2 separate regions of the Homo sapiens genome follow, and region 1 is linked to region 2. The links are chromatin loops, found by intact Hi-C in ENCODE. Cell type or tissue: PC-3. All regions are shown on one strand. Links, peaks and the distances in the headings refer to the core of each region. The heading gives the core; the rest is flanking DNA. Region 1 overlaps LINC01344 (long intergenic non-protein coding RNA 1344). Region 2 holds the start of LINC01344 (long intergenic non-protein coding RNA 1344).

Evidence for each region. Hi-C counts contacts between places; a loop is a spot of excess contacts. Peaks named below come from ENCODE experiments on the same cell type or tissue, not always from the same donor. Only the 100,000 strongest peaks of a DNase experiment are listed, where the experiment ranks them.
Region 1: it touches region 2 in a loop (7-fold over the local background); 1 of 110 quality-filtered maps calls a loop at or near these places.

The regions. Positions count from the first base shown.
Region 1 is chr1:182,211,448-182,228,055 of GRCh38, forward strand. All of the region lies in intron 2 of LINC01344 (long intergenic non-protein coding RNA 1344), which reads right to left. Among named protein-coding and RNA genes, the nearest start is that of LINC01344, 94 kb to the right of the region's middle. In PC-3, for the core only: no CTCF peak of the experiment used is centred there; DNase peaks (open chromatin) are centred at 5,834 and 6,734; H3K27ac peaks cover 3,520 bases.
Region 2 is chr1:182,312,883-182,329,490 of GRCh38, forward strand. LINC01344 (long intergenic non-protein coding RNA 1344) reads right to left here and starts at 1,179. Exons shown (of 3, transcript NR_104175.1): 1 at 1,066-1,179; 2 at 608-903. It also overlaps the pseudogene RNU6-152P and the pseudogene RPL18P2. In PC-3, for the core only: no CTCF peak of the experiment used is centred there; no DNase peak of the experiment used is centred there.

The DNA.
Region 1 (16,608 bases), core at 3,195-11,194, 100 kb before region 2:
AAACTCATTCCCTCTTCTTCCTGGGCAAACACATATTTGACATCTTCTAGTCTTCCTTGAGTTAAATGTGGTCACATGCCTGAGTCTGAGTTCTGACCAGTGGAATCTGAGCAGAAGTGATGTGTGCCACTTCCAGGCTTCTGATAAAAGCCTCCCACTTGCAATCTCACATGCTCTTTCCCCATCTGCTTGTGGGATGACAATGCTGGCAGCCATGTGTTGAAGATGGCAGAGCTATGGCTCCCTGAATTCCCCCATCCTTCCCATGCATTAGACTGGTGGGTGAGACAGAAACAAACTTTTATTGTGTTATGCTGTTACAGCAGCTCACATACCTTAACTAACATATTACCTGTCTTTGTCTTCTTTTTTTTTCTTTGTGATTTCCTCTCTGAAGTTATAAAGAACTGAGAGGTGGGTGAGGATGCGACCATGGTCAGAAGCGATTGTTGAATGGTGAAGATGGGCCTCTCTCAAGTGGCTTTACTCTCTTTCCTCTGCCTGGGATGTTGGTTTGGGTGTCTCCCTCCTAATGCAGAAGTATATGTAAGGGAGCCGAAGCTTCGTAACAGATGAGCACCTGTGGAGGTGTCAGGCCCTCTCTTCCCTGCTGCAAGTTTCACTTGTCATCTCCTAGCTTTCTGGGCACCAGCTCCTCCACTCTTTTTCACAGCTTGTGGAAGGTGGGGAAGGAAGGCAGGGATGCCCTCTTTGGGCTACAACCATGAGACTAAAGGCCTTGGTTTTTCTAACCTCTTTTATCCTTCTCCTCTTTTGTGATTCTCCAGCAACCTCAGACACAGAAATGATAACACAAGGAATCTCAGGTATAGGCTACAATAAGAAAGAAAATTCTAGGCATCTGGCTTAGTTGGAGTATTGCTTTGGCTACTTTAATTTTCCCTCAGTCTTGTTTAAAGTTTTTTGATTCTGGATTCTTTCTGTTAAGGGGCCAAAGTTCATTGTTTCCTTGCATAGTCTTCTTTTTTCTTAATTAAAAAAAAATTTAACTGGATAGTAGGTAGGGACAGTGGGAATCTTGTTTATCCATTCATTTTATTTTTATTTAATTTTTTTCCTTCCTTGCATAATCTTTTATGTTGTCCTGCCTCCTAAGTCTACAGAAGACCCTAAGAGTCTGTTTTCTCTTCCTTTGTTGACCATGACTTCCCTTCCGTACAAAACCAAGGCTCTTCCTTTCCCTGAGATGTGGAGTAAGCTAATTGCTCCATTTGCCCTATATTTTGCCCAAACTATTAAACAGGCAGATTCTAAATGATCTTGATTCCATTTACAGTACTGATATTCTGCTCTAAATTTTTGGACATCTCCCTAATTGACGCTTCTTGGGAAGCCCATTCTAGCAGGGCCTGTTACACATCCCCTAATATCTGTCTTCCTCCTACTCCTCAGCAGTAGGAGCCCCATGGCTAATTAGAACAAAAACTACATATGATAGATCCCCTTGCAGACAGGTGTGGCCATAAGACTAAGTTCTCATCAATGGAGTGTAAGTAGATGGCTGGCCACCATCTTGGATCATGATACAAACTTGGCAATGGAAGCCATGCTGGACAGAGTAACAAGATAGAAGAAACTTGGGTCCCTGACCCTCCCTTTTAGCCAATCTCTAGACTTTCATGTGAAAGAAAAATAAGCCTCAAACTTGCTTGTCCCTGTTATTTAGAGTTTCCTGTCACTTATAGTTAAATTAATTCTATTCTACTACTCTACTTGCTGATCCCACCTTCCTTCCTTCTTCCCTCCCATTTTTTTCTCCTTCCATCCCTTCTTTCTCTCTTCTTTTTTAAAGTAATATTGCATTAACTCAGCAGGGATCTTAGTTGTTATCTCACTCAGGCCCCTCACTTCAAAATGAGGAAATTGAGGATGCCAGAGAGGGGAAGTGACTAAGGTGATGAGGCCTGAACCAAAGACTCAAACCCAGACCTCCTGACTCTCTGGCCCTGTGCTTTTACTACGCCACCTGCCCTGGCTCTTCTTGGCACACAACATCTCCCACAAGGATACAGCATTTTTGGTCCTCCTTTCTTCAGGTCAACTTAAAACCCTAATGAAATAATATTTACTTTTTCAGCCTTGGTGGATGAAGAAGTAGGAAGACCTTAGGTTAAACTACTTTTTCCCTTTAGTGTAAAAACTGATTACAGGCCATTACCAGGCTTCTATCCCTTTTGGTCACTTATTCCCCTCAGAAGACACTGCTCTTGAGGGTGGCCTCAGGTCTAGAGGCTCTAGGGAGCATTCAGGTGTCAGCCCATAGCTGCCCTAAGGGAGAAAGGGCAGGTGGCTACTGCTAACTGTTCCTGGCATGGGTGGCACCCAGATGATGCAGGTTTTTGCTGACTGGGTCCTGACTCTACCCAGCCCTCCAAGACAGCTCAACCCCTCCTCTGAGCTAAGAAGATGCTGCCCTGGATCATGCACCTGGGTTCCCATATGTCCTCTCTGCAGAGAGTGAGCACCCCTTCCCACTGTCCATGGAAGAAGATGTTTCTTCGTGACGGCATGGTAGAGGGAGTGCCGGAAAGGAAAGAATGTCTGCTATACAGTTTGTCTTAAACTAATGCCAGGCGCAGTGGCTCATACCTGTAATCTTAGCACTTTGGGAGGCTGAGGTGGGCGGATCACGAGGTCAGGAGATCAAGACTATCCTGGCTAACATGGTGAAACCCTGTCTCTACTAAAAATACAAAAAATTAGCCGGGCTTGGTGGCATGTGCCTGTAGTCCCAGCTACTCGGGATGCTGAGGTAGGAGAATCGCTTGAAACCAGGAGGCGGAGGTTGCAGTGAGCCAAGATTGTGCCACTGCACATCAGCCTGGGCAACAGAGCGAGACACCATCTCAGGACAAAAAAAAAAAAGAACCTACCCCATAAAACAAAACAGAACAATATTTTAAGCACAATGCCTACTGGTCCGACCAAAATCAAGGGAGCCAATGCCCTGACACTATAAACCTCTATTCATTCAGGAAATGCTAAATTCCTGTCACCTGAGCATTCGGCATCAAGCAGAAAAAACAGGTTTCTGAAATCCTGGAACTTGTCTTTCACTGGTAAGCTATAATTACTCAAATAAATGCCATAATTGAAAACAGAGGTAGACACTGCAAAGAAAAAGTGCAGGGCACAGTAACAGAGCATAATTAGAGAAACTAACTTGGGATTGGAGCAAGTTAGGAAGGAACATTTAACTTGAGACATAGAAGACAAGAAAGAACTATCCAGATGTTGAACATTTCAGACAGCAGGAACAGCTGAGGTAAAAGCCTCATGGTGGAAAAGCAGATAAGAAAGTCTAGTACAGGCTGATTATCCCTTGTCCAAAATATTTGGGACCAGAAGTGTTTCAAATTTAGGGTTTTTTTTTGAATTTTGGAATATCTGCATATCCATAGTAAGTCTAAACACAAAATTCATTTATGTTCCAAGTACACCTTATACACATAGACTGAAGGTAATTTTATACAATATTTTTAATGGTTTTGTGCATGAAACAAACTTTTGACTGTTTTGACTGCAACCCATCATATAAGGTCAAGTGTGGAATTTTCTATTTATGATGTCATGTCAGCATTCAAAATGTTTTGAATTTTGAAGAATTTTGGATTTTGGATTTTAAGGTTAAGGATCCTCGACCTATCTAGCAAAGGCGGGTGGCTGGAGACTGAGGCAGAGCCAGACCACATAGGCCTAACGGATCATGTTGAAGACTTTAGATTTCACTTAAGAGTGAGGTAAGGATATGAAATATATATCTATCTATATATATATACACACACACACACTCACACACACACACACACACACACATATTTCTTTTTGAGACAGAGTCTCAATCTGTGCCCAGGTGTGGTACAATGGTATGATATTGGCTCACTGCAACCTCTGCTTCCCGGGTTCAAGCGATTATTGTGCCTCAGCCTCCCAAGCAGCTTGTATTACAGGCATGCGCCATCATACCTGGCTAATTTTTGTATTTTTAACAGAGATGGGGCTTTATCATGTTTGCCAGGCTGGTCTCGAACTCCTGGACTCAAGTGATCCACTCACCTCCACTTCCCCAAGTGCTGGGATTATAGGCATGAGCCACCACGTCTGGCATGAAAGATTTTTGACTACAGAGTGACCCGTTGTGATTTATATTGTAAAAGATGCCTCAGAACCAAGTGTTTCTGGAGAGGTGCCCCCCAGTTAACACAATGAGGCAACCAATCAATCAAAACATCCTTTAAAAATATTTCACAAGTCTAGCTAATAGGAAGAATGCATCCCTCCCATTCACTGGTCATGAATTAAGCTGTAAAATAATTCAATGTAGGTTCCCAGAGAGAGCTGCAAAATTTGCATTCTAACTCCACTGCCAAAATCAGCAAGGCAGGAACAGTCTTTTAGAAGTATCAGGTCCCAATTGTAAGTGGACAGCCCAAGTGCATATGCAGACAGCATGGTTTTATTACACTAACCAGGAAAAAGAGCTAAACACTAACTACAACAAAACAAAAATTATTGTCCTTGCATGGGACAGCCTCCAAGATTTAATTGGTTGATATCCAATAACTCTTTATGGTAGATGAATCATACAATTTCCTGAGAGTTCATTTAAGTCTAATTCATTATAGTGGCCCATGAGGAAGCCATGCTACTTGGAAGTAGACATTCCACACAAGTCTTACAAATGTTTTTCCCAAGCTGTGATGGCTCAACTTGAAATATTCATGCCATTCTAGCCCAGCAAATTTTGGAGTTTTCATTAAGCATAGATCCTAGCGGGTCACCTGTATTTAGAAGAAGCATGACTTCCTTCCTCATCAGATTATTGGTAGGCTCCTTTATTGCTATAACACATGTCCTTCCACCCACTTATCTAGTTTCCCAAGCATATGCATTTGTCTTTAATTAGCAAAATAGAACAGCTTCCTGGAAGTCTAACTTCAACTCTCAAGTCATACCAAAAATCTAGCTGAACTTATTATATTTATTAAGCATTTAGTTAAGAGTCTGAGAAACATGATATCTATCTATACCTCTAAATATTTTAATTTTTATTGTCAGATTAGCCTGGAATACCAAATACCTGTAAACTTGAACCTCATCACCTTACCATCTCAAATAAATGCCTTTACTATATTTATGTTTTTGTGGAGGGGGTTGGCTTTTATCAAAAATTGTCATGAGAATTCAACTTTTTTGTCCACTCTGAGATTGATATAGAGAACCTTATATCACTTAATACCTCCTCCTCTTAGATAATGAGAATTATTCTATATCAATCCTTCTGTCTCTTTTTCTTTCTTCCTTTTTGTTTCTTTTCCCTTTCTTAATCTTTTTCTATGACAACCATAGTCTTGGTCAAGTTTTATATTTAATCCCAGCTACTGCTTTGCCTCTTATGGTGGCTGGAAATTAGTTTTCTCTTTCTTAATTGTACATCCCCATTTAAAATCTTTATTTCATTAATCTGAATGTTTCCAGTTCATGAAAAAAGTCATTTAAAAACAGGATGCAAACAAATTAAACTAAATATGTTTTTCTTATGTTCTGAAGTATTTATCTGCTTTGGATGGATGGTGAGTTGTGAGCACATACCAGCCAACAGAAGGTTAGGATAAAAGATTTGATCTACAACACTAACACAACAAAACAAAAATGATTGTCCTTGGATGGAATAGACTCCAAAATTTAATTGGTTGATATTCAGTAACTCCTTATGGTGGATGAATCCTACCTTTTCCTGAGAGTTCATTTATGACTAATTCCTTCCAGTGACCCATGAGAAAGCCATACTATTTGGAAGCAGACATTCCATTCAAGTCTTACAAACATTGTATGAGTCCAGCTAACGGAATTCAGAATGATTCGGAGAAGCGCTTTTTATTAACCTACTTAAGACAGGCAGTGTTCTCTCTTCTTCATAGATTTACCTTTGAGGACAGGCACTGGTAAGAGCATTGAAAGAGGAGTCAGGTTACACAGGTTCTAATAGCTGGCCTCTAAATAGCTATTGATCATGGGTAAGTTCTTCCACCTTTCTGGGACTCATTTTCCTCATCTGTAGAAAAACTCAGACTAGAGAAATACGAGGCTGCTTCCAGGTCTACCATCTTATGGTTCTCTAACTTATTCTATAAAAGGTATAGAAGAATGGTTCCTGATCTCAAGAAGTTTAGATTTCTTCAAAGGAGGTAAAATAGCAGCCATGTCCCATTTCTGAAGAATCACAAATGTACAAGTAGATCTGCATATTGAAAGTTGAAGTTTATCAGTCAGGGATGGTGGCTCACACCTGTAATCCCAGCACTTTGGGAGGCCAAGGTGGGTGGATCATTTGAGGTCATGAGTTTGAGACCAGCCTGGCAAACACAGTGAAACCCCAACTCTACTAAAAATACAAAAAAAAAAAAAAAAAAAAAAAAAAAAGAAAGAAAGTTGAAGATTATCAATATGACAATGGGTTGAGGTAAAAATATTTTGCCTTTGTTCTTTTTTTCTTTAGGATAGTCTAATATAATTTGAAAAAAAATAAGATTTCATGAATTAATCACCCTCAGCATTTTTAGATTCAAACAAACAAAAAAACTTCTGTTATTCCTCCTACTGGGTGTGAACTTTCTTGCTAGGAGCATTGTGTCCTGTACACATAGGACAAGGAAGGGCAGGACTGGACAAATATTGATCTGAGTGCTAGTTGAGATGAGCTGTAAAAAGGATTACTCAGAATGGAAATATGTAGTTTGAAAAGTGTAAGGGGAACACACTCATACACTGATCATAGAATTTTAACTCCATATAAACTTATGAAAGGAAGGAGAGCAGTAAACAGCAAAAACCTTAAAAATGTGTGTTATGGGCCAGGCGCGGTGGCTCATGCCTGTAACCCCAGCACTTTGGGAGGCCGAGGTGGGCGGATCACCTTACGTCAGGAGTTCAAGACCAGCCTGGTCAACATGGTGAAACCCCGTCTCTACTAAAAATACAAAAATTAGGACTGGGCTGGCAAGATGGAAGAATACGAACAGCTCTGGTATGCAGCTCCCAGTGAGATCAATGCAGAAGGCGGGTGATTTCTGCATTTCCAACTGAGGTACCTGGCTCATCTCATTCGGACTGGTTAGGCAGTGGGTGCAGCCCACGGAAGGCAAAAAGAAGCAAGGTGGGGCATCACCTCACCTGGGAAGTGCAAGGGTTTGGGGAACTCTCTCCCCTAGCCAAGGGAAGCCATGAGGGACTGTGCCCTGAGGAATGGTACATTCCAGCCCAGATACTATGCTTCTCCTATGGTCTTTGCAATCCGCAGACCAGGAGATTCCCTTGGGTGCCTACGCCATCAGGGCCCTGGGTTTCAAGCACAAAACTGGGCAGCTGTTTGGGCAGACACCAAGCTAGCTGCAGGAGTTGTTTTTTTGTTTTTGTTTTTGTTTTTCACACTCCAGTGGCACCTGGAATGCCAGTGAGCACTGTTCACTCCCCTGGAAAGGGGTCTGAAGCCAGGAAGCCAAGTGGTCTAGCTCAGCGGATCCCACTCCCATGGAGCCCAGCAAGCTAAGATCCACTGACTTGAAATTCTCACTGCCAGCACAGCAGTCTAAAGTCGACCTGGGATGCTCCAGTTTGCTGGAGGAAGGGGCGTCCACCATTACTGAGGCTTGAATAGGCGGTTTTCCCCTCACGGTTTAAACAAAGATGCTGGGAAGTTTGAGCTGGGTGGACCCCACTGCAGCTCAGCAAAGTCACTGTAGCCAGACTGCCTCTAGATTCCTCCTTTCTGGACAGGGCATCTTGAAAAAAAAGGCAGCAGCCCCAGTCAGGGGCTTATAGATAAAACCCCCATCTCCCTGGGACAGAGCACCTTGGGGAAGGGGTAACTGTGGGAGCAGCTTCAGCAGGCTTAACTGTCCCTGCCTGCTGGCTCTGAAGACAGCAGCGGATCTCCCAGCACAGCATTCGAGCTCTATTAAGGGACAGACTGCCACCTCAAGTGGGACCTGGACCCCCGTGCCTCCTGACTGGGACACATCCCAGCAGGGGTCAACAGACACCTCATACAGGAGAGCTCTGGCTGGCGTTTGGGGGGTACCCCTCTGGGATGAAGCTTCTAGAGGAAGGAACAGGCAGCAATCTTTGCTGTTCTGCAGCCTCCGCTGGTGATACCCAGGCAAACAGGATCTGGAGTGGATCTCCAGCAAACTCCAGTGGACCTGTAGCAGAGGGGTCCAACTATTTGAAGGAAAACTAACAAACAGAAAGGAATAGCATCAACATCAAAAAAAAGGATGTCCACTCAGAAACCCCATTCAAAGTTACCAACATCAAAGACAAAAGGTTTTTCCCCAAGAAGAAGGGGAAAAACCAGCACAAAAAGGCTGAAAATTCCAAAAACCAGAACGCCTCTTCTCCTTCAAAGGATCACAACTCCCTGCCAGCAAGGGAGCAAAACTGGACGGAGAATGAGTTTGACAAATAGACAGAAAGAGGCTTCAGAAGGTGGGTAATAACAAACTCCTCTGAGCTAAAGGAGCATGTTCTAACCCAATGCAAGGAAGCTAAGAACCTTGAAAAAAGGTTAGAGGAATTGCTAACTGGAATAACCAGTTTAGTGAAGAACATAAATAACCTGATGGAGCTGAAAACAGAGCACGAGAACTTCATGAAGCATACACAAGTATCAATAGCCAAATCGATCAAGCAGAAGAAAGGATATCAGAGATTGAAGATCAACTTAATGAAATAAAGTATGAAGACAAGATGAGAGAAAAAAGAATGAAAAGGAACAAACAAAACCTCTAAGAAATATGGGACTATGTGAAAAGACCAAACCTATGTTTGATTGGTGTACCTGAAAGTGACGGGGAGAACGGAACCAAGTTGGAAAATGCTCTTCAGGATAGTATCCAGGAGAACTTTCCCAACCTAGAAAGACAGGCCAACATTCAAATTCAGGAAATACAGAGAACACCACAAAGATACTCTTCAAGAAGAGCAACCCCAAGACACGTGATTGTCAGATTCACCAAGATTGAAATGAGGGAAAAATGCTAAGTGCAGCCAGAGAGAAAGGTCGGGTTACCCACAAAGGGAAGCCCATCAGACTAACAGCAGATCTCTCTACAGAAATCCCAGAAGCCAGAAGAGAGTGGGGGACAATATTCAACATTCTTTTGCGGCACTATTCACAATAGCAAAGACTTGGAACCAACCCAAATGTCCAACAATGATAGACTGGATTAAGAAAATGTGGCACATATACACCATGGAATACTATGCAGCCATAAAAAATGATGAGTTCATGTCCTTTGTAGGGACATGGATGAAATTGGAAATCATTATTCTCAGTAAACTATCGCAAGGACAAAAAACCAAACACCACATGTTCTCACTCATAGATGGGAATTGAACAATGAGAACACATGGACACAGCAAGGGGAACATCACACTCTGGGGACTATTGTGGGGTGGGGAAGGGGGGAGGGATAGCATTAGGAGATATACCTAATGCTAAATGACGAGTTAATGGGTGCAGCACACCAGCATGGCACATGTATATATATGTAACTAACCTGCACATTGTGCACATGTACCCTAAAACTTAAAGTATAATAATAAAAAAAAAGAAAAGAATTTTCAACCTAGAATTTCATATGGAGCCAAACTAAGCTTCACAAGTGAAGGAGAAATAAAATCCTTTACAGACAAGCAATGCTGAGAGATTTTGTCACCACCAGGCCTGCCTTATAAGAGCTCCTGAAGGAAGCACTAAACATGGAAAGGAAAAACTGGTACCAGCCACTGTAAAAACATGCCAAATTGTAAAGACCATCGGCACTATGAAGAAACTGCATCAACTAACAGGCAAAATAACCAGCTAGCATCATAATGATGGGATCAAATTCACACATGACAATATTAACCTTAAATGTAAATGGGCTAAATGCACCAATTAAAAGACACAGACTGGCAAATTGGATAAAGAGTCAAGGCCCATCAGTGTGCTGTATTCAGGAACCCCATCTCACAGGCAAAGACACATGTAGGCTCAAAATAAAGGGATGGAGGAATATTTACCAAGCAAATGACAAACATAAAAAAGCAGGGGTTGCAATCCTAGTCTCTGATAAAACAGACTTTAAACCAACAAAGATCAAAAGAGACAAAGAAGGGCATTACATAATGGTAAAGGGATCAATGCAACAAGAAGAACTAACTATCCTAAATATATATGCACCCAATACAGGAACACCCAGATTCATAAAGCGAGTTCTTAGAGACCTAAAAAGAGACTTAGACTCCCACACAATACTAGTGGGAGACTTTAACACCCCACTGTCAATATTAGACAGATCAACAAGACAGAAAATTAACAAGGATATTAAGGACTTGAACTCAGCCCTGGACCAACAGACCTGATAGACATCTACAGAACTCTCCACCCCAAATCAACAGAATATACATTCTTCTCAGCACCACATTGCACTGATTCTAAAATTGACCACATAACTGGAAGTAAAACACTCCTCACCAAATGCAAAAGAACAGAAATCATAAGAGTCTCTCAGACCACAGTGCAATCAAATTAGAAGTCAGGATTAAGAAACTCACTCAAAAATGCACAGCTACATGGAAACTGAACAACCTGCTCCTGAATGACTACTGGGTAAATAACGAAATGAAGGCAGAAATAAGTTCTTTGAAACCAATGAGAACAAAGACACAACGTACCAGAATCTCTGGGATACAGCCAAAGCAGTGTTTAGAGGGAAATTTATAGCACTAAATGCCCACAAGAGAAAGCAAGAAAGATCAAAAATCCACATCCTAACATCACAATTAAAAGAACTAGAGAAGCAAGAGCAAACAAATTCAAAAGCTAGCAGAAGACAAGAAATAACTAAGATCAGAGCAGAACTGAAGGAGATACAGACATGAAAAACCCTTCAAAAAATCAATGAATCCAGGGGTTTGTTTTTTGAAAAGATCAACCAAATAGATAGACCACTAGCCAGACTAATAAAGAAGAAAAGAGAGAAGAATCAAGTAGACACAATAAAAAATGATAAAGGGGAGATCACCACTGATCCCACAGAAATACAAACTACCATCAGAGAATACTATAAACACCTCTATGCAAATAAACCAGAAAATCTAGAAGAAATGGATAAATTCCTGGACACATACACCCTCCCAAGTCTAAACCAGGAAGAAGTTGAATCCCTGAATAGACCAATAGCAAGTTCTGAAATTGAGGCAGTAATTAATAGCCTACCAACCAAAAAAGTCCAGGACCAAACGGATTCACAGCCTAATTCTACCAGAGGTACAAAAAGGAGCTGGTACCATTCCTTCTGAAACTAATCCAAACAATAGAAAAAGAGGGAATCCTCTCTAACTCGTTTTATGAGGCCAGCATCATCCTAATACCAAAACCTGGCAGAGACACAACAAAGAAAGAAAATTTCAGGCCACTACCCCTGATGAACATTGATGTGAAAATCCTCAATAAAATACTGGCAAACTGAATCCAGCAGCACATCAAAAAGCTTATCCAACCACCATCAAGTTGGCTTCATCTCTGGGATGCAAGGCTGGTTCAACATACGCAAATCAATAAACATAATCCATCACATAAACAGAACCAATGACAAAAACCACATGATTATCTCAATAGATGCAGAAAAGGCCTTTGATAAAATTCAACACTCCTTCATGCTAAAAACTCTCAATAAACTAGGTATTGAGGGAACGTATCTCAAAATAATGTGAACTATTTATGACAAACCCACAGCCAATACCATACTGAATGGCAAAAAGCTGGAAGCATTCCCTTTGAAAACTGGCACAAGACAAGGATGCCCTCTCTCACCACTCCTATTCAACATAGTATTGGAAGTTCTGTCCACGGCAATCAGGCAAGAGAAAGAAATAAATGGTATTCACATAGGAAGAGAGAAAGTCAGATTGCCTCTGTTTGCAGATGACATGATTGTATATTTAGAAAACCCCACTGTCTCAGCTCAAAACCTCCTTAAGCTGATAAGCAACTTCAGCAAAGTCTCAGGATACAAAAATCAATGTGCCAAAATCACAAGCATTCCTATACACCAATAGTAGACAAAGAACCAAATCATGAGCGAACTCCCATTCACAATTGCTACAAAAAGAATAAAACACCTAGGAATACAACTTACAAGGGATATGAAGGACCTCTTCAAGAAGAACTGCAAACCACTGCTCAAGGAAATAAGAGAGGACACAAACAAATGGAAAAACATTCCATGCTCATGGATAGGAAGAATCAATATCATGAAAATGGCCATACTGCCCAAAGTGATTTACAGATTCAATGCTATCCCCATCAAGCTAACATTGACTTTCTTCACAGAATTAGAAAAAACTACTTTAAATTTCATATGGAACCAAAAAAAGAGCCTGTATAGCTAAGACAATCCTAAGCCAAAAGAACAAAACTGGAGGCATCACGCTACCTGACTTCAAACTATACTACAAGGCTACAGCAACCAAAACAGCATGGTACTGGTACTGGTACCACAGCAGATATATACACCAATGGAACAGAACAGAGACATCAGAAGTAACACCACACATCTACAACCATCTGATCTTTGACAAACCTAACAAAAACAAGCCATGGGGAAAGGATTTCCTATTTAATAAATGATGTTGGGAAAAGTGGCTAGCTATATGCAGAAAACTGAAACTGGACCCCTTTTCTTACAGCTTATACAAAAATTAACACAAGATGGATTAAAGACTTAAACATAAGATTTAAACCATAAAAACCCTAGAAGAAAACCTAGGCAATACCATTCAGGACATAGGCATGGCCAAAGACTTCATGACTAAAACACCAAAAGCAATGGCAACAAAAGCCAAAATTGACAAACGGAATCTAATTAAACTAAAGAGCTTCTGCACAGCAAAAGAAACTATCATCAGAGCGAACAGGCGACCTACAGAATGAGAGAGAAACTCTGAAATCTATCCATCTGACAAAGGGCTAATATCCAGAATCTACAAAGAACTGAAACAATCTTACAAGAAAAAAACAACCCCATTAAAAAGTGGGCAAACGATATGAACAGACATTTCTCAAAAGACATTTATGCAGCCAACAAACATATAAAAAAAGCTCATCATCACTGGTCATTAGAGAAATGAAAATCAAAACCACAATGAGATACCTCCAATGCCAGTTAGAATGGTGATCATTAAAAAGTCAGGAAACAACGATGCTGGAGAGGATGTGGAGAAATAAAAACACTTTTACACTGTTGGTGGGAGTGTAAACTAGTTCAACCGCTGTCGAAGACAGTGTGGTGATTCCTCAAGGATCTAGAACTAGAAATACCATTTGACCTAGCAATCCTATTACTGGGTTTATACCCAAAGGATTATAAATCATTCTACTATAAAGACACATGCACACATATGATTATTGCAGCACTGTTCACAATAGCAAAGACTTGGAACCAACCCAAATGCCCATCAGTGACAGACTGGATAAAGAAAATGTGGCACATATACACCATGGAATACTATGCAGCCATAAAAATGAATGAGTTCATGTCCTTTGCAGGGACATGGATGAAGCTGGAAACCATCATTCTCAGCAAACTAACACAAGAACAGAAAACCAAACACCACATGTTCTCACTCATAGGTGGGAGTTGAACAATGAGAACACACAGACACAAGGAGGGGAACACACACTGGGAGCCTGTTGGGGGTTAGGGGGATAGGGGAGGGATAGCATTAGGAAAAATACCTAATGTAGATGATGTGTTGATGGGTGTAGCAAACCACCATAGCACGTGTATACCTATGTAACCAACCTGCACGTTCTGCACATGTATCCCAGAACTTAAAGTATAATAAAAATAAATAAATATTTTTAAAAGTATAAAAATTAGCCGGGCGTGGTGGCACGTGCCTGTAGTCCCAGCTTTGTGTTAGAAACATTCCAATTTCACTCTTTTAGTTACTCTGAAATATGTAATAAATGATTGTTAACTATAGTCACTATTATGCTATGAACACTAGATATTATTCCTTCTAGCTGTATATTTGTACCCATTAGCCAATCCCTCTTTATCCCTCCTCCCCACCACACTTTCCAGACTCTGGTAACCATCATTCTACTCTTTCTTTTCTTTTTTTTTTTTTTTTTAATACAGGGTCTCACTCTGTTGCCTAAGTTGGAGTACAGTGGCATGATCTTGGCTCACTGTAGTCTCAACCTCTCGGGCTCCAGTGATCCTCCCACCTCACCCTCCTGAGTAGCTGGGACTACAGGCACACACCACCTCACTGGCTAATTTTTTTATATTTTTTGTAGAGATGGGGTTTCACCATGTTACCCAGGCTGGTCTTAAACTCCTGGGCTCAAGCAATCTGCCTGCCTTGGCCTCCCAAAGTGCTGGGATTATAAGCGTGCACCACCGTGCCTGGCCTCTACTCCCTATCTCTATGAGTTTATTTTTAGCTTTCTGTGTCTGGCTCATTTCACTTAACGTCATGTCCTACAGTTCCACCCATGTTGTTACAAATGACAGGACTTCATTCCTTTTATGGCTGAATAATATTCCATTGTGTATATGTATCACATTTTCTTTATCCATTCATCCATTGATGGACACTCAGGTTGATTCCATATCTTGGCTATTAAGAATAGTGCTGCAATAAACATGGGAGTACAGATATCTTCTGTTTGATATACTGATTTCCTTTATTTCGGATATACATCCAACGCTGGGATTGATGGATCATGTGGTAGTTCTATTTTTAGTTTTTTGAGGAATCATCATATCATACTATTTTTGAGACAGTCTCATGCTGTCACCCAGGCTGGAGTGCAATGGTGTGATCTTGGCTTACTGCAACCTCCACCTCCCAGGTTCAAGTGATTCTCCTGCCTTTGCCTCCCAAGTAGCTGGAATTACAGGTGCCTGCCACCACACCCGGCTAATTTTTTTGTATTTTTAGTAGAGACGGGGTTTCACCATGTTGGACAGACTGGTCTCAAACTCCTGACCTCTGGTGATCTGCCTGAGCACTTGGCCTCCCAAAGTGCTGAGATTACAGGCGTCATCCACTGTGCCAGGCCCGTCATACTGTGTTCTATAGTAGCTGTACTACTTTACATTCTCACTAACAGTGTATGAGGGTTCCCCTTTCCCCACAACCTCTCCAGCATTTGTTATTGCCTGTTTTTTTGGAGGAAAGCCCTTTAAACTGGAGTAAGATGATATCCCATTGTAGTTTTAATTTGCATTATTTTGATGACTAGTGGAGAATTTTTTCATATACCTGTTAGCCATTTGTATGTCTTCTTTTCAGAAATGTCTATTCAGCTGTTTTGCCCATTTTTAATAGGATTGTTTGTTTGCTATTATTTGACCTCCTAACATTCTAGTTATTAATCTCTCATCAGATGGGTAGTTTGCAAATCGTTGTTTCCTTTGATACGAAGAACCATTTTAGCTTGATGCAATCCCATTTGTCCATTTTTGTTTTGGTTTCCTCTGCTTTTTAGGTCTTACTCAAAATCTTTGCCAGACTAATGCCCTGGAGTGTTTCCCAATGTTTTCTTCTAGTAGTTTCATAGTCTCAGGTTTTAAGGTTAAGTCTTTAATCCATTTGGAGTTGATTTTTGTATATGGCAAGAGATAGGAGTCTAGTTTCATTCTTCTGTATGTGGATATCCAGTTCTGTTAGCACCTCTTACTGAAGAGTCTGTCCCTTCCCCAGTGTAGGTCCTTGACACCTTTGTCAAAAATGAGTTGACCGTAAATGCATGATTTATTTCCGGATTCCCTATTCTGTTCGTCTGTCTCATTTTATGCCAGTACTGTGCGGTTTTGGTTATTCTTGCTTTGTACTATAATTTGAAATCAGGTAATGTGATGCCTCCAGCTTTGTTCTTTTTGCTCAAGAGTACTTAAATGGCTATCAGTATTTACTTCTGGGTGGTAGGATTCTGTTTAATTTTATTTTTACTATCTATGATTTTTTTTCAAATTTTTACTTCAAGCAATTTTATTTTATACTTAGAAAAGTCTAACTTTACTTAATAAAGGAATAAAGGAAATAAAAAAGGTAGGTTGTGGGTCCTATTGTAATCTATCATTAGACAAACAATTACTGAACATCTATAAGTATTAGGAACTGTTCTAAGTGCCCAGGATACATAGGTCTCTGCCTCATTGATTTTACATTCCAATTTGTGTGTGGGAGTATTAGACAATAACTAATAACTGTAATAAATAAGTTAATGATTTAATATATTAGAGGGTGATATTTGCTATGGGAAAAAAAAACTGAGCTGGGTAAAGAAGAAAGAGAATGTGATATAGGGGGATCAGAGCACTGCAGCTTATAATTGTAACTAGGGTGGTCAGGGCAGACCTTATTGAAACATAGGATATGGACATGTAGATGAGGTCTTGGGGATACTGGCGCATATCTGGTGAAAGACCCCCAAAGACAGAGCCATGCCCATACTTAAGAGCCAGCAAGGAGGCCAGCCAGGTGAAAAAGGTGTTGAGCAGGAAGAGCCCAGCAGGAATCTCA
Region 2 (16,608 bases), core at 4,823-12,822:
ATATAGTAAAAGATCAATATATTTCCACTGAACAAATGATATAACAGAGAGCAGAAGTCTAAATAGCCCCTAGGTTTTTGATAGTACCAGTCTCTAAGACTGGAACAAAGGACAGCTGGTTTAGGAATTAAATTCACCCAATGAAAGTCTAGCAGGCAGTTTAATACGTGTGTCTGAAAATCAGATGACAGATAAGGACCTCATATGCACTTTGGAGAGCTAATCCCACCGTTTTCAAATCCATGTCTACATGGAAACTGAAGTCATGATTTTGGTTATCAATGCCCCAAAACTGTGAATAGAGTGAGTAAAGGAGGAAACTAAGGACTTCCAGGAATACCCATTTCAAAGGGCAGCCAAAGGAGGTGAAGATTAAAAGATAATCAGCCAGAAATACAGAACAAGAACCAAGGAAGAGAGGTGTCCCCAAAAGCCAAAGAAAAACAGAATTTCAAGAGATGCGGATGCTCCATAGTTACAAGTGGATTTGGAGGTCATCAGGAATTTAGTGGAAGCGATTTCAGCAAAATATCAGGGGATTGGGGTGGTTGGGATTGCAGATGGCTATGGAAAAGAGAAAAAAGGAGGAAAAGGAGGATTCACCTACCTGATCACTCAGAAAAAGCCTCTCTTCCCTGCTAACAGATTTTAAGGCTGTATTTGTAGCTTCCCAAAGGACAGTCAGCTCCTCTAGAAGTCCATGGCAAGAACAACTTCATGGTGGACTTTTTGCTTCCAGGAGATCAAATAATTTTCCAGTGTGATTGATGCCTCTCCTCACTTCAACTCAGAAGAATAGTCTTCAGTTTATGTAAATTGAATCCCACAGATGGAGTGGCATCTTCAAAGCACGTAACAGATGGATGGTACCTGAACCCTAATTCCAGACCCTCTCAGAGGTCCCTGGAAAAAAAAAACAAAAACGCAATGTGCGTATATTTTGCCATAAACTAGATGAAATCCAAAAAATGGTTAAGGAGGAAGAGCTAGGCCTAATTGATCTTAAAAGCCTCAGTGGTCTCTAGGGTAGATAGGTGCCAAAGTGAGAACATAGGAATCATTTACCACAGGTGCTGGTTTCTACAATCTTAATATGTCATACATGTAAGCCTTTTCTCTACAGTTAGGCTATGAGAGCCTTGGAGAGAATGGGCATCCCCAAAGTACTAGACATGCAGTAGGAACTTATTAGACAATAGAATGTTTAGACAAAGGAATGACCTTAGAGACCATCTGGCTCAGCTGTGCCAAATCATCCTTTGTAAGTGTTTTCTTGTTGACTTGTCAGGCTTTGCCACTCAATTATAAATTCTTCTAGGGGAGATCCCTAACTTGTCTATCTTTCCTTTGGCAGTGCCCAGCAAGCAAAGGGTTTGGCCGTAAAAGGTGCTCACTAAATTTTTTTAAAAAGTATTTCATCTATATACTACCACTAGATGTTTGATGAATGGAGAAATGCACTCATAAAATCTCCAAAGCATGAAATGAAGCAATGAGGAAGCCTTCCTTCCAGATACTGGATTTAATGTCACTTCCTGAAAGAGGTCTTTACTGAGTGGGTACGCACTTTAATTGTTCCACAGAACTTCTCAGCTTACCTGTGCTTCGTTTGTTTTGTATTATTTATTTATTTATTTTTTGTAGAGACTGGGTCTTGCTGTGTTGCCCAAGCTGGTCTTGAACTCCTGGGCTCAAGTGATCCTCCCACCTCAGCCTCCCAAGTAGCTGTGACTACAGGCACCAACCACCATGTCTGGCTCTTGTTTATTTTTCAATTGTCTGCCCTTCTACTAGAATGTAAATTTCCAGAAGTTGGGGATCTTGCATATCTTGTTTAACACTGTAGTCAATTTACAGCCCTAGCAAGCCTGGGGCATAGCAGGAACTTAACATTTGTGGAATGAATGAATGGCTGAATGAGTAAGTGGAGCTGAAAGTAGGTTAGAATGGAAGACTCAGATCCAGTGAAGGGAGCAAAGCCATGGGCCAGGTCCTCCTGCCTAGGGCTCTTTTGTCCCCAGAACTAGTCACCTCCAAGCCTTATCTCCTTCTCCCCTCACCCACTCTCCCATCCCACAGCAATGGGGGCAGGGCCTCTGGCTTCAGAGCTTATTAAAGTCTCCATAGATAAGTAAATTCTGTTGGGTTGAATTGTGCCCCAGGCTACCAAGATTAATTAGGTGAGCCCAGCTAATGAGTTAACTGAGTTTTTACTTTTCCCTCATTTGAAGTTTTAATCCCCTTCTGTCTCCAGAAGCCCTTAAAAGGAGAGCTAGGAAAAAAATCATTAGGGTGTTTCAAGTCCCCACAGTGATTTCCCTTACAACACCATGCTTTGACTACAAGTTCTGCAATTGCTCCTCCACACAAGCAGAAAGGTTTTTAGGTTTGTTTTTAGGTGGACTGGTGGATGAGAAGACTTCCCCTCCAGCTTCCTAGTCCACATGATGCCAGAGAGTCGCAGCAGGACTGGGTGAGACCAGGTTCTGGCGACCTTCTGCCTTGTTTACTTAATTTACTGCTTGTGTCAAGACGGTTCTGGGAAAGTTGCTTATGTCACCTCCTAAGAGTAAGGGAAAATCTCTGGCTGCTGAAGCTGCTTATCCCTACTGTGGCCGTTCCGGGTTACCCACTTCTTCCTAATCCCAATTTGCCTTCCTTGTCTAGCTGCTAGGGGCTAGATGGCTCAAGGGATTTCTTTTGTTGATATTGCTGTTGGTGAGATTGCATTTTGCTTTGTCTTTCTCCTAACTCAAAACAGATGGAACAGGGAAATAAAGAATGGTTGATAATCCTAGTCACTTATCTTTGGTAAATTTCAAAGGGTAAGTGGAGGCAAATAAACAATCATTCAGTAAACAAGTATAGTTGTTTTTTTTTTTTTTTTGAGACAGAGTTTGGCTCTGTCACCCAGACTGGAGTGCAGTGGTGCCATCTCGGTTGACCACAACCTCCACCTCCCAGGTTCAAACCATCCTCCCAAGTAGGTGGGACTACAGGCGCATGCCACCATGCCTGGCTAATTTTTTTTTTTTTTTGTATTTTTGGCAGAGACAGGGTTTCCCCATGTTGCCTAGGCTGGTCTCGAACTCCTGGGCTCAAGCAATCCTCCTGCCTCAGCCTCCCAAAGTGCTGGGATTACAGGTATGAACCACCATGCCCGAACACAAGTACAGTATTTAATGCACATTAAGGAGGGCTTAAAATGATCCATATTAGGCTGGGCATAGTAGCTCATGCCTATAATCCCAGAACTTTGGGAGGCCCAGGCAGGTGGATTGCTTGAAGTCAGGAGTTCAAGACCAGCCTGGGTAACATGGTGAAACCCTGTCTCTAGAAAAAATTTTAAAATTAGCCGGGTGTGATGGTACACACCTGTGGTCCCAGCTACTCAGGAGGCTGAGGTGGCAGGATCTCTTGAGCCTGGGAGGTTGAGGCTGCTGTAAGCTGTGATTGGGACACTGCACTGCACTCCAGCCTAGGCAACAGAGTGACTCCCTATTAAAAAAAGAAAGAAAGAAGCAGAAGCAGAAGAAGAGAAGAAGAAGAGGTAGAGGAAGAGGAGGAAGAAGAGGAAGAAGAAGAGGAAGAGGAAGAAGAAAAGAAGAAGAAAGAAGAAGAAGAAAAGAAGAAGAAGAAGAAAAGAAGAAGAAAAGAAGAAGAAAAGAAGAAGAAAAGAAGAAGAAGAAGAAGAAGAAGAAGAAGAAGAAGAAGAAGAAGAAGAAGAAGAAGAAGAAGAAGAAGAAGAGGAAGAAGAAGAAGAGGAAAAGAAAGGAGAAGGAGAAGGAGAAGAAGGAGAAGGAGAAGAAGAAAAAGAAGACGACAAACAAAAAACCGAAATGCTTGGCCAGAAATAGAGTGGAGGCCATGTGACTGGAGCAGTGTGGCTGTGGGAGAGAGGAATGAGAAGACTTAAAAGAGGTGAGCAGGAGCCAGAACACCGGGGACTCTGTAGGCCATGGTAGGTGGCTTGATGGAATTCCAGGAACAAAGGAGAGTGGCCCAAGGGATGCCAGCAGGAAAGCCTTGTGATCTAATTTGCAATTGCAAAAGATTTCCCTGTCTTCTACATGGAGAATGAATTAGAATGCAGCAAGAGAAGATACACAGAAACTAGTCAGAGGAGGTATTGGGGTTGACCAGGTGAGAGATGGCAGAGGCTTGGCTAGGGTGATGATAGTGAAGGTAGGGAGATGTGAATGACATCAAGGACATGATCTGAAAGTGGGACTGACAGGGCCTGCTAATAGATTATGAAGAGTAAGAAGGAGAGAGAAATCAAGAATGCTGTCTTTGATTCTGTCCCGAACACATGCATCTCTACTCCCTTCTCCATCCCTAACCCCTTCCTCTGTCATCCACATCCCAAGAGTTTCCAGTCTCCCTGAGTCTTTGGTCAGAAAACCAATTTTCCTGGGCATTGGACAAAAATTTGTCTCCAGGATTTCAAACCAGCAGATATATCTCTTCTCCTTCTGCCTGGGACTGTGGACTCCTGAAATCTGTAAGTATTTTGCAAGTTCTCTTACCAGGACCACATTCTTGAGAAGAGGGTTCCTGTGACTCTGGGCCAAAGAAGTGCTGAGAAGGTAGTCCTCTTCAAATCACTCACAGCCCTAAACAGGTGAATCAGCCTCGACTGGCATGTGAATTTGTCCCACTGATTGAAAGAGTAGAAATTTATGCTAGTGGCAGGTGCCAACCAACAGTAGATTCAACATAAGAATTCAGAAAGGCAAACCTATGTGCATGTCATTATAAAAACAACTGTGACAACAAAAGGCACCAGTCCAATTTAAGACATAAGCTCCTAAGGAACAAATTTCCTAACAAGACTTCCTTGTTTGCTCTATGCAAATGTTGAGGCTTATTGCACATTTGACACAAAGACTAGACTTTATGTGAAAATTCACACAAACATTTCAATTGCCTAGTGGCTTGAAAACTAAAGGAGAGGTCTGTTGTGTATGTGTGGGGTGAGGGTGTGGCAGTGAACTGGGGCAACAGGCAGACCGTACAAAAAAGAGGGTGGATTTAATGGTGGCAAATGCCTGATCCTAACCCTTTCTCCCTGCCCCCAGGGTGAAGGATAATATGAGCCTTGCCATTCAGCAACTACACTAGAATAGAATTAATAGCACTTGTGCTGCCCAGAAAGCCATTCTCTGAACAGATGGCATTTCCCAGAAGGACTAAAGCCTAACAAGCCTGAGCTTAAATCCTGGAATTGGCTGGCTCACAATAACTATGAAGGAAGAAAAATCCCCTGTTTGGTTTGGCTTTCAGTCTCTCCTAGGCCAGGAATCAACGCTTCATGAACTGAGGAGATGGAAAGATAGAGCCTCTAATGTATACCAGATCGGGCCACAAAACCTTCTCAGCAATGGGCATACATCCTAGGCCTGGCTCTCTATAAATATCCGATGGCTCCTTGGGAAGGAAGCTGGACTGTCTCTCCAGTTCAGGCCCATTTCCTTTTCTGACACTTTCCAATGCCTTCACTGGAGGGCTGCCATGTAGCCTAAATGCTGGAATACCATGACCTGAAGCCTGTCTCCAAAGAGACTCTCAGAGGAAGGGAATGTCATCTCCTCATCAAATCCAATATATTAAGAAATGGCAGGGAGAATCTCAGTGAAGATGGATGTAGGGAGAAAGGTTATGAAAAAGAGAAGTCAACAGCTGAGTTCAAACCAATTCAGACCCTCTTTGGACAACCAGTGGGACTTCAGACACTCACCTGGGAACCTGATGGTATCTCATTGCTAACCTTACATGACTCACTTTCCAAGTGATGTCCATGCCCTTCACCAACATCTTTTAAGTGTCATTTACTTGTGTTTTGGGACCAAAGTGTTACAACTACATCTTCATATTTAATTGAAAAGGTTTATTTTTTTCTAAATCAGAACTGGCCTTTCAGTCAATGGCGTGACAACTTCCCTAAAACTAGTAAGGACAAGAAAAAAAATTTTTTTTAAGAGACAGTGTTGACAAAGAGACTCTGTCTCAAAAGAAAACAACAACAATAACAACAAACCAAAGAGACAGGATCTCACTCTGTCGCCCAGGCTAGAGTGCAGTGGTGTGATCACAACTCACTGTAGCCTCGAACTCCCAGACTCAAGCGATCCTCCCTCCTCAGCCTCTTAAGTAGCTAGGACTACAGGTACACATTCCCATGCCCAGCAAATATTTTATTTTTGGCGGGGAGAGATGGGGTCTCACTAGGCTGCCCAGGCTGGTCTTGTACTCCTGGGCTCAAGCGATCCTGTCACTGTGGCCTCCCAAAGTGCTGGGATTACAGGCGTGAGCAGCCACAGCACCGGACAGAAAATTTGATTTTAAATTTAATTTTTTTTTTTTAGAGACTGGGTCCCATTCTGTCACCCAAGCTGGAGTATAGTGGCACTGTCATATAGTTCACTGCACCCTAGACTACCTAGGCTCAAGAGATCCTCCCACCTCAGCCTCGAAAATGCTGAGGGGCGTGAGTCTCCACTCCCAGCTAAAACAGAAAATTCTAATAGGCTGGAGCCCCACAGCATTCTGATAATATCGTATGCACATAACAGGTGTAATCTGAGTCAGGCTGTCGGATCTAATCTCGTGCCTGGAGAGCAGAGATCTAGAAATCATGTCTTAGATTTGAATTTCACCTTTGCCATTGAGTTGTAGGACTTTATTTTCTTTGTTTTATTTATTTTTTGTTTTCTTTGAGTTGTAAGACTTTTGACAGGTCACCCCTTCTTTTTACTGCCCACTCACATAGATGAATTTAGAACAACCAGTTCGAAAACAGGTACGATGGCCAGGTGCAGTGGCTCACACCTGTAATCCCAGCACTTTGGGAGGCTGAGGCGAATGGATCACTTGAGGTCACGAGTTCGAGAACAGCCTGCCAACATGGTGAAACACCATCTCTACTAAAAATACAAAAATTAGCCAGGCATGGTGGTGTGCGCCTATAGTCCCAGCTACTCGGGAGGCTGAGGCACGAGAACCTGTAGAACCTGGATGGCAGGGGCTGCAGTGAGCCGAGATTGCACCACTGCACTCCAACCTGGTGACAGACAGACTCCGTCTCAAAAAAAAGGTATGGCAGGGGAGGCAACAACAACAAAAAAATAGACACAATTCTAGTTACCTAACACTGCATCATTCTGTGAGTGTCTTAAGGATTGCAGATGGGGGTTTGTGTAAATCACTTGCATTTGAATAAAACAGATATGCACATATGAAAAATTCACTTAGCAATAAGCAAAGATTTAATCTCTGATACAATTTTGAACAATATCCTGACAGTTCACAAATCTTTTTTTTTTTTTTTTTTTTTTTGAGGCGGAGTCTCGCTCTGTCGCCCAGGCTGGAGTGCAGTGGCGGGATCTCGGCTCACTGCAAGCTCCGCCTCCCGGGTTCATGCCATTCTCCTGCCTCAGCCTCCCAGGTAGCTGGGACTACAGGCGCCCGCCACTACGCCCGGCTAATTTTTTGTATTTTTAGTAGAGACGGGGTTTCACCGTTTTAGCCGGGATGGTCTCGATCTCCTGACCTCGTGATTCGCCCGCCTCGGCCTCCCAAAGTGCTGGGATTACAGGCGTGAGCCACCGCGCCCGGCCCACAAATCTTAAAAATTCACTGGTACATCTTGGTGGTCTGTTTTTCTGAGTCTTTCAGATCATTCAGTCTTGCACAAGCAGCAGCTGCAATCTACCGGGAGGGAGATTCTGCAATGGGAAACCACATTGCTCATGCTGGGCAAACAGACCTGTCATTTCTAGAGACCTGGAATGATCCTGCCTGCCTGGCTGCAAGGCAGGGAGGAAAGCAGCATTCATCTATTCAATAGCCTGGTGGATAAAACAACCCCATTGCCAGGTGTGGCGGCTCACGCCTGTAATCCCAACACTTTGGGAGGCAGAGGTGGGCAGATCACCTGAGGTCAGGAGTTCAAGACCAGCCTGGCCAACATGGTGAAACCCCCATCTCTACTAAAAATACAAAAATTAGCTGGGCATCGTGGTGGGTGCCTGTAATCCCAGCTACTTGTGAGGCTGAGGCAGGAGAATTGCTTGAACCCAGGAGACGGAGGTTGCAGTGAGCCGACATGATGCCACTGCACTCCAGCCTGGGCAACAGAATGAGACTCTGTCTCAAAACAAACAAACAAACAAACAAAAAAAACCATTGAAGTGGAGGTTTGGAGGACTTAGAGACTTAACTATCCTTTAAATTATAACTGAGAAGTTAAATTGGGTATGTTTTTAGAGAAATTTGACTTTCTCAGAAGGAAAGTGAAAAATATAAAATCCAGAGAGAAATACAAAGTATAGTCAGATCAGTAATTCTTAGCTTATTTTTTTTTTTTGCAGTCTGTCCTAAGGTGACATTTTGTGTGTTATTTGTTTATTGTTTATCATTTAGTTCTCTCACTAGAATGTAAGTGCTATGAGGGTAGGAACATGTGTATTTTATTTCCATATTTCCATTACATTACCTGGCCCTAGTAGAGTGCCTTCCATAAAATAAGCATTCAAAAAAAAATTGTTGAATGAATGAATAATGAATGAATGATTCAGACTTTTTCACGTCCTAGACCCCTTTTTAAAAAATCAGTGGAAGTGGCTGGGCACGGTGGCTCATGCCTGTTATCCCAGCACTTTGGGAGGCCAAGGCAGGTGGATCACCTGAGGTCAGCAGTTCAAGGCCAGCCTGACCAACGTGGTGAAACACTGTCTCTATTAAAAATACAAAAATTAGCTGGGCATGATGGTGGGCGCCTGTAATTCCAGCTACTCAAGAGGCTGAGGCAGGAGAATCGCTTGAACCCGGGAGGTGGAGGTTGCAGTGAGCTGAGATTGTGCCACTGTACTCCAACCTGGCCGACAGAGGGAGACTCCATCTCAAAAAAAAAAAAAATCGGTGGAAGTTATGATTCTTACCTTATCCCCAAAATACATATATTCAAAAATGTAAAATATATGTTATTATATTACATAATTTATACATATATAATTACAATACATATTATTACATTTTTATATCTATCTATCTATCTATCTCTAATTGAATCTTCTCATGCAAAGGTCCCAGTTTGCAAAAGACATTCCTGCTTCACCAATGGTATCTGTTATCCCTAAAAAGCACATAAACAAAAGCTCTGCTGTCATTCTCCTTGGAAAAAATCCTTTTTTTTTTTTGGTAGAGACTGGGTTTCCCTCTGTTGCCCAGGCTTGTCTCAAAGTCCTGGCTTCAAGCAATCCCCCAGCCTTGACTTACCAAAATAGGATTACAGGCATGAGCCACCACGCCCCAGCCCAGAGGAGCAATTCTGAAGAGGCTTAAGACTGGGACTTTTGGGTCTTCTGACTCCCAGGATAAAACATCTGACATTGGCTCTTAGAGACATATGAAAGGTCCTGGGTCATTCCAGACATGTGACCAGTAAAAGGAGCCCTTCGGTGAAAGGGAAGAGAAAAAAAACTCTAAATTTGGACTCAGAAAACTTGAGTTCTAACTCAGCTCTTGTGCCATACTGGCTGTAGAATCATAGCTAGGTAATGGACTTCTCTGAGCCTCAGTTTCCTCATGTGAATGAAGAGGTCTGGCCTAGGCCCAGCATTCCACATTACAGTATCATAACTTCTAAACCAGGCAAATGAAGGAGCGACAGAGCTTCAGATGAAACAGGATGTTACTATGTAGTTAAAATGTCCATTTTGTAGCAGTGCTCCCTTGCTATGAAAAGAGAGCATGACTTATGCTGAAGCACAAGAAACTTTAAGTAAGATAACAGAAAGGACTCTCAATAATATAAGGACTGTGAGACAGAGTCAGACATGTGGGTGCTTGCAGAATATCCCTCAGAAGGTGTAGTGGGATGAGGGCCAACATTCATCTCTCAGATGATCTGTTCTAGTATTTGCTGGAAAAAGATCCTCAAGTCCAGTTGCCTCCAAAATCCACCCACTCTTTGGGTCAGGCATGGTGGCTCACGCCTGTAATCCCAGCACTTTGGGAGGCCAAAGTGGGAGGATCACCTGACGCCAGGAGTTTAAGACCAGCCTGGGCAACATAGTGTGATCCCATCTGTAGAAAATATTACAGCTTTTTAAAAAAATTTTAAATCTGCCCACTCTCTGACCCTAGGAATATCCCTAGGCTTACGTTTTCCACAAATAAGATTTTATTTTATTATTTGAGACGGCGTCTCACTCTGTTGCCCTGGCTGGAGTGCAATGGTGCAATCTTGGCTCACTGCAACCTCTGCCTCTCGGGTTCAAGTGATTCTCCTGCCTCAGCGTCCTCAGTAGCTGGGATTACAGGTGTGCATCACCACGCCTGGCTAATTCTTGTGTTTTTCGTAGAAATGGGGTGTCACCATGTTGGCCAGGCTGGTCTCGAACTCCTGACCTCAAGTGGTCCGCCCGCATCAGCCTCCTAAAGTGCTGGGATTACAGGCGTGAGCCATTGCGCCTGGCCACCACAAATAAGACTTTAAGTGAAAAATTTCTACATTTATTCTAATGCTTTGGGAAAAAGTATTGATTGCCGTGGGGTATTTTCTTCTAGTCAGTTCTTTCACACAAAGAAATCTAGACGAAAGCGACATTGATTGGGCACCTCCCCGGCAGTTCTTTCCATGGGCCATCTTGTTTAATTCTAGAGCAACCCTGAAGGGCACTTATTTCCTACCAATTTTACAGATAAGGAAACTGAGACTCAGACAAGTCAAGTCACTTTCTGCGAACAAGCTAGGAAATGGGGCCAGAATTTAACTCCAGGTCTTTCTGGAGTGGAAGCTCTTTCCACACACCTGGTTGCCACCAGGGAGGAGCTAAGTGGTGTTTAGGCAGCCAAGGGGTTTCTGGGCCTCAAGTGGTGCTGTGCACCATGCACAGTTCACTCACTCTTCTCCCCGCAGGCCAGTGTACACTGCAGATGCTGGGTCTGGAGCCTTCTCCACTCCTTTCCTGAGTTACTATCTCTGAGCGTTTCCCTTACAATGAACTTTTAGACTCCAGCACATAATCAGAATTAAAACAGAGGTCAAGGTGGGGCATGGTGGCTCATGCCTGTAATCCCAGCACTTTGGGAGGCCAAGGCCGGCAGATCACCTGAGGTCAGGAGTTCAAGACCAGCCTGGCCAACATAGTAAAACCCCATCTCTACTAAAAATACAAAAATTAGCCAGGCGTGGTGGCACACGCCTATAGTCCCAGCTACTAGGGACGCTGAGGCAGGATCGCTTGAACCCAGGAGGTAGAGGTTGCAGTGAGCCAAGATCATGCCACTCTACTTCCAGCTGGGCAACAATGCGAGACTCAGTTTAAAAAACAAAACAAAACAAAAAAAGAAATTAATAATAAATAAAATAAAACAGAGGTCAAGAGATAAATGACTTTCTGGAGACAGGTAAGAATTACAGGTAATGGGAGAACTCCAAGGCTTTCTATCCCGGGAAAAGATTGGGAAAAGTCCCAGGGAGAAGGGAAAGGGGAAAAGCTGAGGGATAGGGAAGCAGTCTATGCTGGGATTCAAAGATGCTCATTGGTTCTGTTTTTTTGTTCTTTTTTTTTTTTTTTTTTTTTTGAGATGGAGTTTCACTCTTGTTGCCCAGGCTGGAGTGCAGTGGCACGATCTTGGCTCACTCCAACCTCCGCCTCTGAGGTTCAAGTGATTCTCCTGTCTCAGCCTCCCGAGTAGCTGGAATTACAGGCACCCACCACCACGCCCGGCTTATTTTTGTATTTTTAGTAGAGACAGGGTTTCATCGTGTTGGCCAGGCTGATCTCGAACTCTTGACCTCAGGTGATCTGCCCACCTCAGCCTCCCAAAGCGCTGGGATTACAGGCATGAACCGCTGCGTCCAGTCACTACTCTTTGGTTCTTAGAGTGGCAAGGGTTCTCCATCACCCCCAGCCCCATCACTATGGCCTTTCTTTGCCTGACTTACATCTCCTCATCCTTCCAGAGGCATTCATCTCAAAAGGCATCTTTTCTAGACATCCTCCTGTTAGGACCGGGGCCCTTCTCTGGGATCCTATAGGAGCCAGTGCACATCTTAACATTTACCAGATTATAATAAAATAATGTTAATGAATCTCTCTGCCTCAGTGGACCATCCTGAGGATAACTCTCTTTTATCCATGTCTGCACCCCTGGCACCTGGTACAGTACCTGACAACTAAGAGGGGTTCGAGCAATGTTTATCGAATACTCAAGATACAGAAGCTCTGAGAGAAATGGGGACCTCAGGACAATGGGAGAATGGAGACCTGGAAGTGAGATCTGTGGAGAGTGGGTACTACTCTGTCAGGACCTGTTCCAATGCCTGGTGGATGTTGCACAGTCTAGCTGGATGGTGCAAAGCTTCTAACACTGCTGGGAGTGGTTCCACTTCAAACAATTCTAGTTTAGAAAGTTTCTTCTGGAGTTGGGCCAAAATGTAAGCCCCACTAACCTTTACATGTAGACTCTCACCTAGGATCCCTTTTGTATAGATACTACAGGTCCTGTATAGAAATGTCCTAGCTGGAGAGCTGTGCCCTATTTCTAGGCATCTGGTGATGCTAAAGAGGCAGAATGAGGTCAAGTTTGTGTTAGAGGCTTTCTGAGCTGTCATTACAGAGCTGCGCATAGTCCCAGCCTGCATCCTGCTCTGTGTGACCTCCAGAACACCAGGTGACCCTGAGCCATAACTTCTTCCTCTGTGAATAGGGATGCTGACATTTTCTTCCTGACTGTGTCGTGTGAGGATGAAAAGTGAGGATGTGAGTAAAGCCTCACCTGGCCTTGGTCAAATCTCAGTGAAAGGTATCTATTGAATTATTATTGAAATATTATTATTGATATGGTTTGAATCTGTATTTCCCACCCAAATCTCATGTTCAATTGTAATCCCCAGTGTTGGAGATGGGGCCTGGTGGGAGGTGATTGGGACATGGGGGCAGTTTTTCATGAATGGTGTAGCACCATCCCCTTGGAGCTGTTCTGGTGATAGTGAGTGAGGTATCCTGAAATCTGTTTGTTTAGAGGTGTGTGGCATCCCCGGCCCACTCTCTCTTCCTCCTGCTCTAGCCATGTAAGACATGCCTGCTTTCCCTTTGCCTTCTGCCATGATTATAAGTTCCCTGAGGCCTCCCCAGAAGCAGCCTCTACATTTTCTGTACAGCCAGCAGAACCCTAAGCCAACTAAATCTCTTTTCTTTATAAATTACCCAGTCTCGGGTGTTTGTTTGTTTGTTTGTTTGTGACAGAGTATTGCTCTGTCACCCACGCTGGAGTGCAATGGCATGATCTCGGCTCACTGCAACCTCCACCTCCCAGGTTCAAGCAATTCTCCTGCCTCAGCCTCCCGAGTAGTTGGGATTACAGGCGCCTGCCACCATGCCCGGCTAATTTTTGTATTTTTAGTAGAGATGGGGTTTTGCCATGTTCATCAGGCTGGTCTCGAACTCCTGACCTCAGCGGATCCACCCACCTCAGCCTCCCAAAGTACTGGGATTACAGGTGTGAGCCACCGCGTCCAGCCCAGTCTCAAGTATTTCTTTATAGCTATTCGAGAACTAATACAATTATTATTCCAATAACAAGACTCAGCAACTCATTTAGTAAATTCAACAGCTACTTTAGATAAAATTCTTCATGAGCAGAAATCTTCCTTTGCTTAAGCCACTACTTAACTTATATTACCAGATTTTTGCAAGATGGTGCCCAGGATTAAGAACGTAGTTCAGGCCAGGTACAGTGGCTCACACCTGTAATACCAGCACTTTGGCAGGCCGAGGCAGGCGGATCACCTGAGGTCAGGAGTTCAAGACCAGCCTTGTCAAAACGGTGAAACTCCATCTCTACTAAAAATACAAAAATTAGCCAGGCATGGTGGTGCATGCCTGTAATCCTAGCTACTCGGAAGGCTGAGGCATGAGAATCACTTGAACCTGGGAGGCAGAGGTTTCAGTGAGCCAAGACTGCACCACTGCACTCCAGCCTGGACGACAGAACGAGACTCCATCTCAAAAAAAAAAAAAAACAAAAACAAAAAAAACCACAGTTCAACAATTATTTAGCCCACTCTCAGAGACAAATCCTATATGCTAGACTCTAGTAATATAGAGATAAAAGTAGCTCATAGTCCAGCAGTGGGAATAGTCACAGAAAGAAATATTAAAATTTTTGATTAGTGCTCACTTCAGCAGCACATATACTAAAATTGGAACTATACAGAGACTATTAGCATGGCCCCTTCACCAGGATGGCACACCAATTCGTGAAGAGTTCTTTGTTTCTTTTTCTTTTTTTTTTAAGAGACAGTCTCGCGCTGTTGTTCAGACTGGAGTGCAGTGTCACAATCACAGTTCATTGTAAACTCAACATTCCATATTTTTTTAAGATTTTTTTAAAAATTGTTGATCATCGAGGAAAGATGGATCACTCATAAATAGTGCTGGGACAATGGAGGACCCACCAACATATTGCACACAAGCAGAAATACTAGGCAGATTAAAGACTTAAATATGGCCAGGCTCAGTGGCTCACGCCTGTAATTCCAGCACTTTGGGTGGCTGAAGCGGGTGGATCACCTGAGGTCAGGAATTCGAAACCAGCCTGGCCAACATGGTAAAACCCCACCTTTACTAAAAATACAAAAAAATTAGCTGGGTGTGGTAGCAGGTGCCTGTAATCCCAGCTACTCAGGAGGTTGAGGCAGGAGAATCACTTGAACCTGGGAAGCAGAGGTTGCAATGAGCCAAGATCATGCCACTGCACTCCAGCCTGGGCAACAGAGTAAGACTCTGTCTCAAAAACAAACAAACAAAAAAAAGACTTAAATATAAAAAGTAAAAAAATAAAATAAATAATAATGAAATAAGAGAACACGTCTATATTCACAGAGTAGGGAAAAAAAATTTATTTTTGTTGAGGTAGGGTCTCATTCTGTCACCCAGGCTGGAGTGCAGTGGCATGATCTTGGCTCACTACCACTTCTGCCTCCCAGATGCAATCGATTATCATGCCTCAGCCTCCTGAGTAGCTGGGATTACAGGTGTGCGCCACCACGCCCAGCTAATTTTTTTGTGTTTTTAGTAGAGACAGGGTTTCACTATGTTGGTCAGGCTGGTCTTTAACTCCTGGCCTCAAGTGATCTGCCCACCTCAGCCTCCCAAAGTGCTGGAATTACAGGGTGTGAGCCACCATGCCCGGCCAAGTTTCTTAAACAAGACACAAAAGTACTAACTATAAAGGAAAACATTTGCTTGAGGCCAGGAGTTCAAGACCAGCCCGGGCAATGTAGGAAGACCCCGTATCTACAAAACACAAAAAATTAGCTGGGCATGGTGATGCGCACCTATGGTCCCAGCTACTCAGGAGGCTGAGGTGGGAGGATTGTTTGAACCTGGGAGGTGGAGGCTAGAGTGAGGTGATATCGTGCCCCTGGATTCCAGGCTAGGCAACAAAGCCAGAGCCCATCTCAAAATAAATACATAGATAATAAAGGAAAATACTGATTAATTTGACTATCCTTAATTGAAGAATATGTGTTTATCAAAAGATCCCGTAAAGAAAGTGAAATGGCTCCTTCCCGACCTGGTGGAGCAGGAGGCGCCATCGTGGGAGTCAACATCCACCACAGCAAGGACAGAAAGGTTGGGTGCAGGGAGCCCAAGAGCTGGACATCTACCTACGGCTGTTGGTCAAGCTGTCCACCTTCAGCCAGGTTATACTGAAGAGGCTTTTTGTGAATCGCACCAACCAGCCACCTCTGATCCTGACCGGAAAATGAAGCTTCCAGGCCCGGAAAACAAAACGGCTGTGGTTTCAGGCCCACAGCTGCGGCTGTGTGGGTTCAGGAGGTGCCCAGAGTAAAGCCTCGCACTGCGTGTGAGCGGCCAGGGCCCAGCCGCATCCCCACGGCTGGGGCAAGATCCGTACCTTTGAGCAGCTGGCCCTGGACTCCCGCAAGAGCTGTGGCACCATCTTGCTTTTTGGCCCTCGAAAGGGCCCATAGGGACACTGGCATTTACCCCGGGAACCCCACACAGCTACACCAAACCCTACGTGGGTTCCAAGGGCCGAAATTTTCACTGTGCCAGGGCCCCATGGGCCAGCCGCACTATAAAAACGAACCCTGATCCTACTCTCTTATTAAAAACATTTTGGATGCTCTATTAGTTCGTTTTACCCCGCTAATAAAGACATACCCGGGACTGGGCAATTTACAAAAGAAAGAGGTTTATTGGACTTACAGTTCCACGTGGCTGGGGAGGCCTCACCATCATGGTGGAAGGTGGAAGGCATATCTCACATGGTGGTGGACAAGAGAAGAGAGCTTGTGCAGAGAAACTCCCCTTTTTAAAACCATCAGATCTCGTGAGATTTATTCACTATCACAAGAACAGCAAGGGAAAGACCCCCCCGCCCACCCATGATTCAATTATCTCCCACCAGGTCCCTCCCACAACACGTGGGAATTCAAGATGAGAACTGGGTGAGGGCACAGCCAAACCATATCAGATGCTGAAAGAAAGAAAAAAAAAAAAAGAAAAGAAAATGAAAAGGCTAGACACAAACTGGAAGAAGATACTTGCCACACACATAACCAAT